Linked DNA regions of Homo sapiens: region 1 is linked to region 2. Evidence: read pairs that join two places in POLR2A ChIA-PET (ENCODE). Cell type or tissue: PC-9. All regions are shown on one strand. Each heading gives the region's core, and the rest is flanking DNA. Links, peaks and the distances in the headings are about the cores only.

Evidence for each region. ChIA-PET counts read pairs that join two places held together with the same protein. Peaks named below come from ENCODE experiments on the same cell type or tissue, not always from the same donor. Only the 100,000 strongest peaks of a DNase experiment are listed, where the experiment ranks them.
Region 1: POLR2A ChIA-PET joins it to region 2 with 6 read pairs; 3 of 35 experiments call an interaction of 5 or more read pairs at or near these places.

The regions. Positions count from the first base shown.
Region 1 is chr5:37,557,197-37,560,124 of GRCh38, forward strand. All of the region lies in intron 9 of WDR70 (WD repeat domain 70), which reads left to right. Among named protein-coding and RNA genes, the nearest start is that of WDR70, 180 kb to the left of the region's middle. In PC-9, for the core only: no CTCF peak of the experiment used is centred there; no DNase peak of the experiment used is centred there; H3K27ac peaks cover 323 bases.
Region 2 is chr5:37,621,428-37,624,355 of GRCh38, forward strand. All of the region lies in intron 10 of WDR70 (WD repeat domain 70), which reads left to right. Among named protein-coding and RNA genes, the nearest start is that of GDNF-AS1, 220 kb to the right of the region's middle. In PC-9, for the core only: no CTCF peak of the experiment used is centred there; no DNase peak of the experiment used is centred there.

The DNA of each region.
Region 1 (2,928 bases), core at 304-2,803, 64 kb before region 2:
AGTGCTTGAAATCTGTGAAGTTCATTTAAAAAAATGAAAAAAAAAAAAAAAGGTTAGCAAAATCACTGATGTTAATGACCAGCCAAGTAGCTATTGTAATTAATGCTGATGGGTTCTGAAGACCATTGGCAAGACAGGAACCCTGAATAGATCAACCATAAGTTTGCCAAATATGGACTATTTATTTTTACTAGAGACTTTGTGGAGACCAGGACTTGAGACACTGTTTTTGTATGAGGGTAGTAGCCAGTGTTACCAACCACTTGCTATGTGCCAGGTGAACTCTTATAAGCACTTTGTATTAACTCATATGACTCTCTCACAAGATCAGCAATTGCAAGAGCCTTCCTTTTTTCTTCTCTTCCTCACTTGGTTTTTGTGTGGGAATCTCAAGTAATTATTTTGGGACACACTTTTGGCAAGGGGTGGGAGGTACTATAGACTTAGTGGTAAGAGGAGTTAAACATTGTAGCAGAGTCAGTGCTGAGTTTTTGGTAACTAGTTTCAAGTGTTAGGTATCTTCTAATAAGGACATTTAACTCTGGTTCATGGTAATTCTAAATATCTTATTAAATCAACATATATTTCATGGCTAATCCATACATCAGGTAATCTACCTTGCCAGAGTTGACTATATAATAAAAAATAAATTATTTATATTTTGTATTGTATGAGCATCTAATTTAGTTTTCCTCTTCAGATTTATACTCTTTTGAAAACTCTTCAAAAGAGTACTCTTTTGAATACTCTTCAAAAGAGTATTATGTATATTTATTATGTATGATGAAAGGTATATGAAAGGAATGTATTGTGAAACTAATATCGGTTTATTACACTTCCTGTAAGAACTAGCATGACCACTCTTTTACTCTAAATATGCCAACCGCCTTGGCTATTCAGGTTTCAGTAGTAGTTAAAATTCTATAAGAATTTCATTTGTTTTTAGATGCAAGGAAAGCCCTTCTGAATGTACCTTCAACAGAAATATCAGCCATTTGTTTAGGAATACTGATATGATGTAATCTGTCTAGATTTTCTGACATAGTTTGATATTTATGTTTTGAAGATCCTGAATTGCATGTAGTTTGTCCTAAATGTTTTGTTTTGAACACAATGTATTTAGCTTTGATTTTTTTTTTGAGACAGAATTTTGCTCTGGTTGCCCAGTCTGGAATGCAGTGGCAGAATTACAGTTCACTGCAGCCTCGACATCCCAAGCTCAAGTGATTCTCCCACTTGGGCCTCTCAGGTAGCTGGGACTATAGGTGCACACCACCTTCCTGGTTAATTAAAAAAAAATTTTTTTTTTTTTAGAGATAGGGTTTTGCCATGTTGCCCACGCTGGTCTTGAACTCCTCGGCTCAAACAATCCACCCGCCTCAGCCTCCTAAAGTGCTGAGATTAGAGGCATGAGCCACTGCACCCAGCCCACGTTGATTCTTTAAAACAATTTTTTTTCTTTGATTCCTAAATACCCACTTCTTGACAAAAGTTTATTTCTCTGTTCTGCGTTATCTGTCAGCCATCTGTATTATTTATATAGATACATTTTAATTCCTCTATAGGGAAAGCAGGTTGGGTGGCTCCACAGCGATATCATTTTCAAGTTAGTAAGCCTAGTTTTGTTGTCCTTTTCTTACTTATTCCCATCCTTACCTCTTTCCCATAGCTGGATTATTAATTTTTCTTACCCTGATACTTACTGTCATAATTTGGTGTATTCTTTTTTTTTTTTTCTTCTTTTTCTGTTTTTGAGATGGAATCTAGCTCCGTCGCCTGGGCTGGAGAGTGTGGTGGTGTGCTCTTGGCTCACTGTAACCTCTGCCTCTCAGGTTCAAGCGATTCTCCTGCCTCAGCCTCCCGAGGAGCTGGGATTACCGGTGCCCGCCACCATGCCCAGTTAATTTTTGTATTTTTAATAGAGACAGGGTTTCATTGTGTTGGCCAGGCTGGTCTCGAACTCCTGACCTTGTAACCTACCCTCCTTGGCCTCCCTAAGTACTGGGATTACAGGCGTGAGCCACCATGCCAGGCCAATTCTGTGTATTCTTATGCTACACTATCCTCATCACTAAGCAAGATGTATTGAACTTTTCTTATAATTTGGCCTGGCATAATTTATCATATCGAATTTATTCTTAGCCCTTCTCTACTCTTCCACTCTCTCTCTTCTACCTCCTTTCTGTCTTCCTCCCCCACTTTTCCTCTCTCATGCTTTTTCCTTTACCCATTCTCCTCCTCCTTCATCTCACTTAACACAAATATTAATCCAGAGCATATTCCTGTAAAGTTTTATAGAAATATTGATTTATTTGGGTGTTGATTGCCAGAAATGTGTTAGTCAGTAGGAGTATAAAGCTTTTTGAGGCCGGGCGCAGTGGCTCACGCCTGTAATCCTAGCACTTCGGGAGGACGAGGCGGGTGGATCACCTGAGGTCAGGGGTTCAAGACCAGCCTGGCCAACATGGTGAAGCCCCGTCTCTACTAAAAATACAAAAATTAGCTGGGGGTGGTGGCACACACCTGTAATCCCAGCTACTTGGGAGGCTGAGGAAAGAGAATCACTTGAACCCAGGAGGCAGAGGTTGTGGTGAGCTGAGATCACGCCGTTGCACTCCAGCCTGGGCAACAAGAGCAAAATTCAGTATAAAAAAAAAAAAAAAACTTTTTGAAAGCCTTAGGAAATTATGAATTGACTCTTACTGTCCCTTAATAACATAAACTAATTGTTTTTCTTATATTTAAAAATGTCACCTGTTTTAGTTTCTTGTTTTGACTCATGAGCTTTGTGTTATTGTATTTATTGATTATGCTAATAACTTTCAGATTTTTAATGTTTTTTAGAATAATTTCTTTTTGATAGCAGAATAAAATTTTGATATTTTAGTTAGCCAACTTAAGCAAACTAGTGAGAGAGTACTTAAAACC
Region 2 (2,928 bases), core at 336-2,835:
CCCGATAAAGACACCCCATACCTATTAAGTAATCATTCCTCATTCTCCCATTTATAAAAGACACATTCTCATGTGTCATTTGGCTGCATAAATGTCATCTTTTGAGAAGTGTCTGTTCATATGCTTTGCCCACTTTTTGTTGGGGTTGTTTGTTTTTTTCTTGTAAATTTGTTTGAGTTCATTGTAGATTCTGGATATTAGCCCTTTGTTAGATGAGTAGATTGCAAAAATTTTCTCCCATTCTGTAGGTTGCCTGTTCACTCTGATGGTGTTTCTTTTGCTGTGCAGAAGCTCTTTAGTTTAATTTAGATCCCATTTGTCAATTTTGGCTTTTGTTGCCATTACTTTTGGTGTTTTAGCCATGAAGTCCTTGCCCATGCCTATGTCCTGAATGGTATTGCCTAGGTTTTCTTCTAGGGTTTTTATGGTTTTAGGTCTAACACTTAAGTCTTTAATCTATCTTGAATTAATTTTTGTATAAGGTGTAAGGAAGGGATCCAGTTTCAGCTTTCTACATATGGCTAGCCAGTTTTCCCAGCACCATTTATTAAATAGGGAATAGTTTCCCCATTTCTTGTTTTTGTCAGGTTTGTCAAAGATCAGATGGTTGTAGATATGCGGCATTATTTCTGCGGGCTCTGTTCTGTTCCATTGGTCTATATCTCTGTTTTGGTACCAGTACCATGCTGTTTTGGTTACTGTAGCCAAAACAGCGGCTCATCATCACTGGCCATCAGAGAAATGCAAATCGAAACCACAATGAGATACCATCTCTCACCAGTTAGAATGGCCATCATTAAAAAGTCAGGAAACAACAGGTGCTGGAGAGGATGTGGAGAAATAGGAACACTTTTACACTGTTGGTGGGACTGTAAACTAGTTCAACCATTGTGGAAGTCAGTGTGGCGATTCCTCAGGGATCTAGAACTAGAAATACCATTTGACCCAGCCATCCCATTACTGGGTATATACCCAAAGGATTATAAATCATGCTGCTATAAAGACACATGCACACGTATGTTTATTGCAGCACTATTCACAATAGCAAAGACTTGGAACCAAGCCAAATGTCCAACAATGATAGACTAGATTAAGAAAATGTGGCACATATACACCATGGAATACTATGCAGCCTTAAAAAGGGTGAGTTCATGTCCTTTGTAGGGACATGGATGAAGCTGGAAATCATCATTCTCAGCAAACTATAGCAAGGACAAAAAACCAAACACCGCATGTTCTCACTCATAGGTGGGAATTGAACAGTGAGAACACATGGACACAGGAAGGGGAACATCACACACTGGGGCCTGTTGTGGGGTGGGGGGAGCGGGGAGGGATAGCATTAGGAGATATACCTAATGTTAAATGACGAGTTACTGGGTGCAGCACACCAACATGGCACATGTATACGTATGTAACTAACCTGCACGTTGTGCACATGTACCCTAAAACTTAATGTATAATAATAAAAAAAGAAACATTCTAACCTGTCAAAAATGTAAAAAACCAATGTGATTCTAAATAGAATATAGCAAATTCTGAAAATAAAATAAAACAATCATTAGCCAGATACTAGCTAGATACTGTTATCTACCAAGTCTCTGTGTCTTAGATTCTTCCATGTTAAAAAGGGATATAGGCAAAAGTTATGGCGGTATTAAAGACCAATCAATGCTAAATCAAGACTTTCTGCTTGGTAATACTGAAAGAATTGAAGGAAATTTCAAAAATATACCTTTCTCACTATGAGATTCACTGCTATTTAATGTTATTTCCTTTACCATCTAAAATTTGTCTTGATACAGCTGAATTCATCCTTTTCTTCACTTTACTATTAAAGGGGTTGTATATTATTCCCAGAGTCCTTTATAACTGAATTCCTGGAATTCAGGGAGTGTGTTCTAAATATTGGTGATTGCAGTTTTCATTATTATCCTCAAACATATAAAATCCATTATTCACCAAGTAGTAAACTAGATGCTTTCAGAGTTTTAAAGAAAAGATACAGATACTACTTCCAAATAATATAAATCTTTGTTGTGAAAATCAATTTATGCACAATTAACACTTAGAATATAAAGCTGATAATAGTAAATAGACAAGTAGATTTTATTCTAAAAGTTATCTGGTTTAAATTATTTGGAACTTTTATACTATTTCATAGAGCTCAAGTTAATACCAGCTATTATGAGTATTCCAGATTAGCACAATATGGCTTATCTTCTTATGATCTTCTTTAAGTTCTCCAGGGGTGGTTCTGGTATGATAAAAATAGTACTTTGCATCACAAACTTCAGTTTCCTCATCTGAACAATAAACTTCATCTCTACCTAGTTATAGAGTTCAAATAAGATAAACTGTGTAAGTACACAGCACAGTCCCTGGTACTTTGTTGAAGGTCAATAAAGTATACATTTATTTATTCAGTTACTCATATTTGTAGCCATTTAAAAATTTTTTAATTGACAAGTAATAATTATACATATCCATGGCATACATAGTGACGAATTGATCCTTTCCTTCACTTCACTGTTACGTTTTATTTGATACATATAATGTATAGTGATCAAATCAGGGTAAGTAACATTCATCATCTCAAACATTTATTATTTCTTTGTGTTGGGAATTTTCAGTATCGTCATTCCAGCTATTTGAAAGTATATAATATTTATTGTTAACTATAGTCATTCTGATGTGGTACAGAACACTAGAACTTATTTCTCCTGTCTAGCTATAATTTTGTTTATCTGTTAACAAATCTCTTTCTAACCCTCCCTTCCCTCTACCCTTCTCAGCCTCTAGTATTCTCTGTTTTACTTTTTACTTCTATGAGATCAACTGTTTTTCTCTCACATGAGTGAGAACATGTGGAGTTTAACTTTCTGTTCGCAGCTTATTTCACTTACCTTCCACTTCAATCCATGTTAC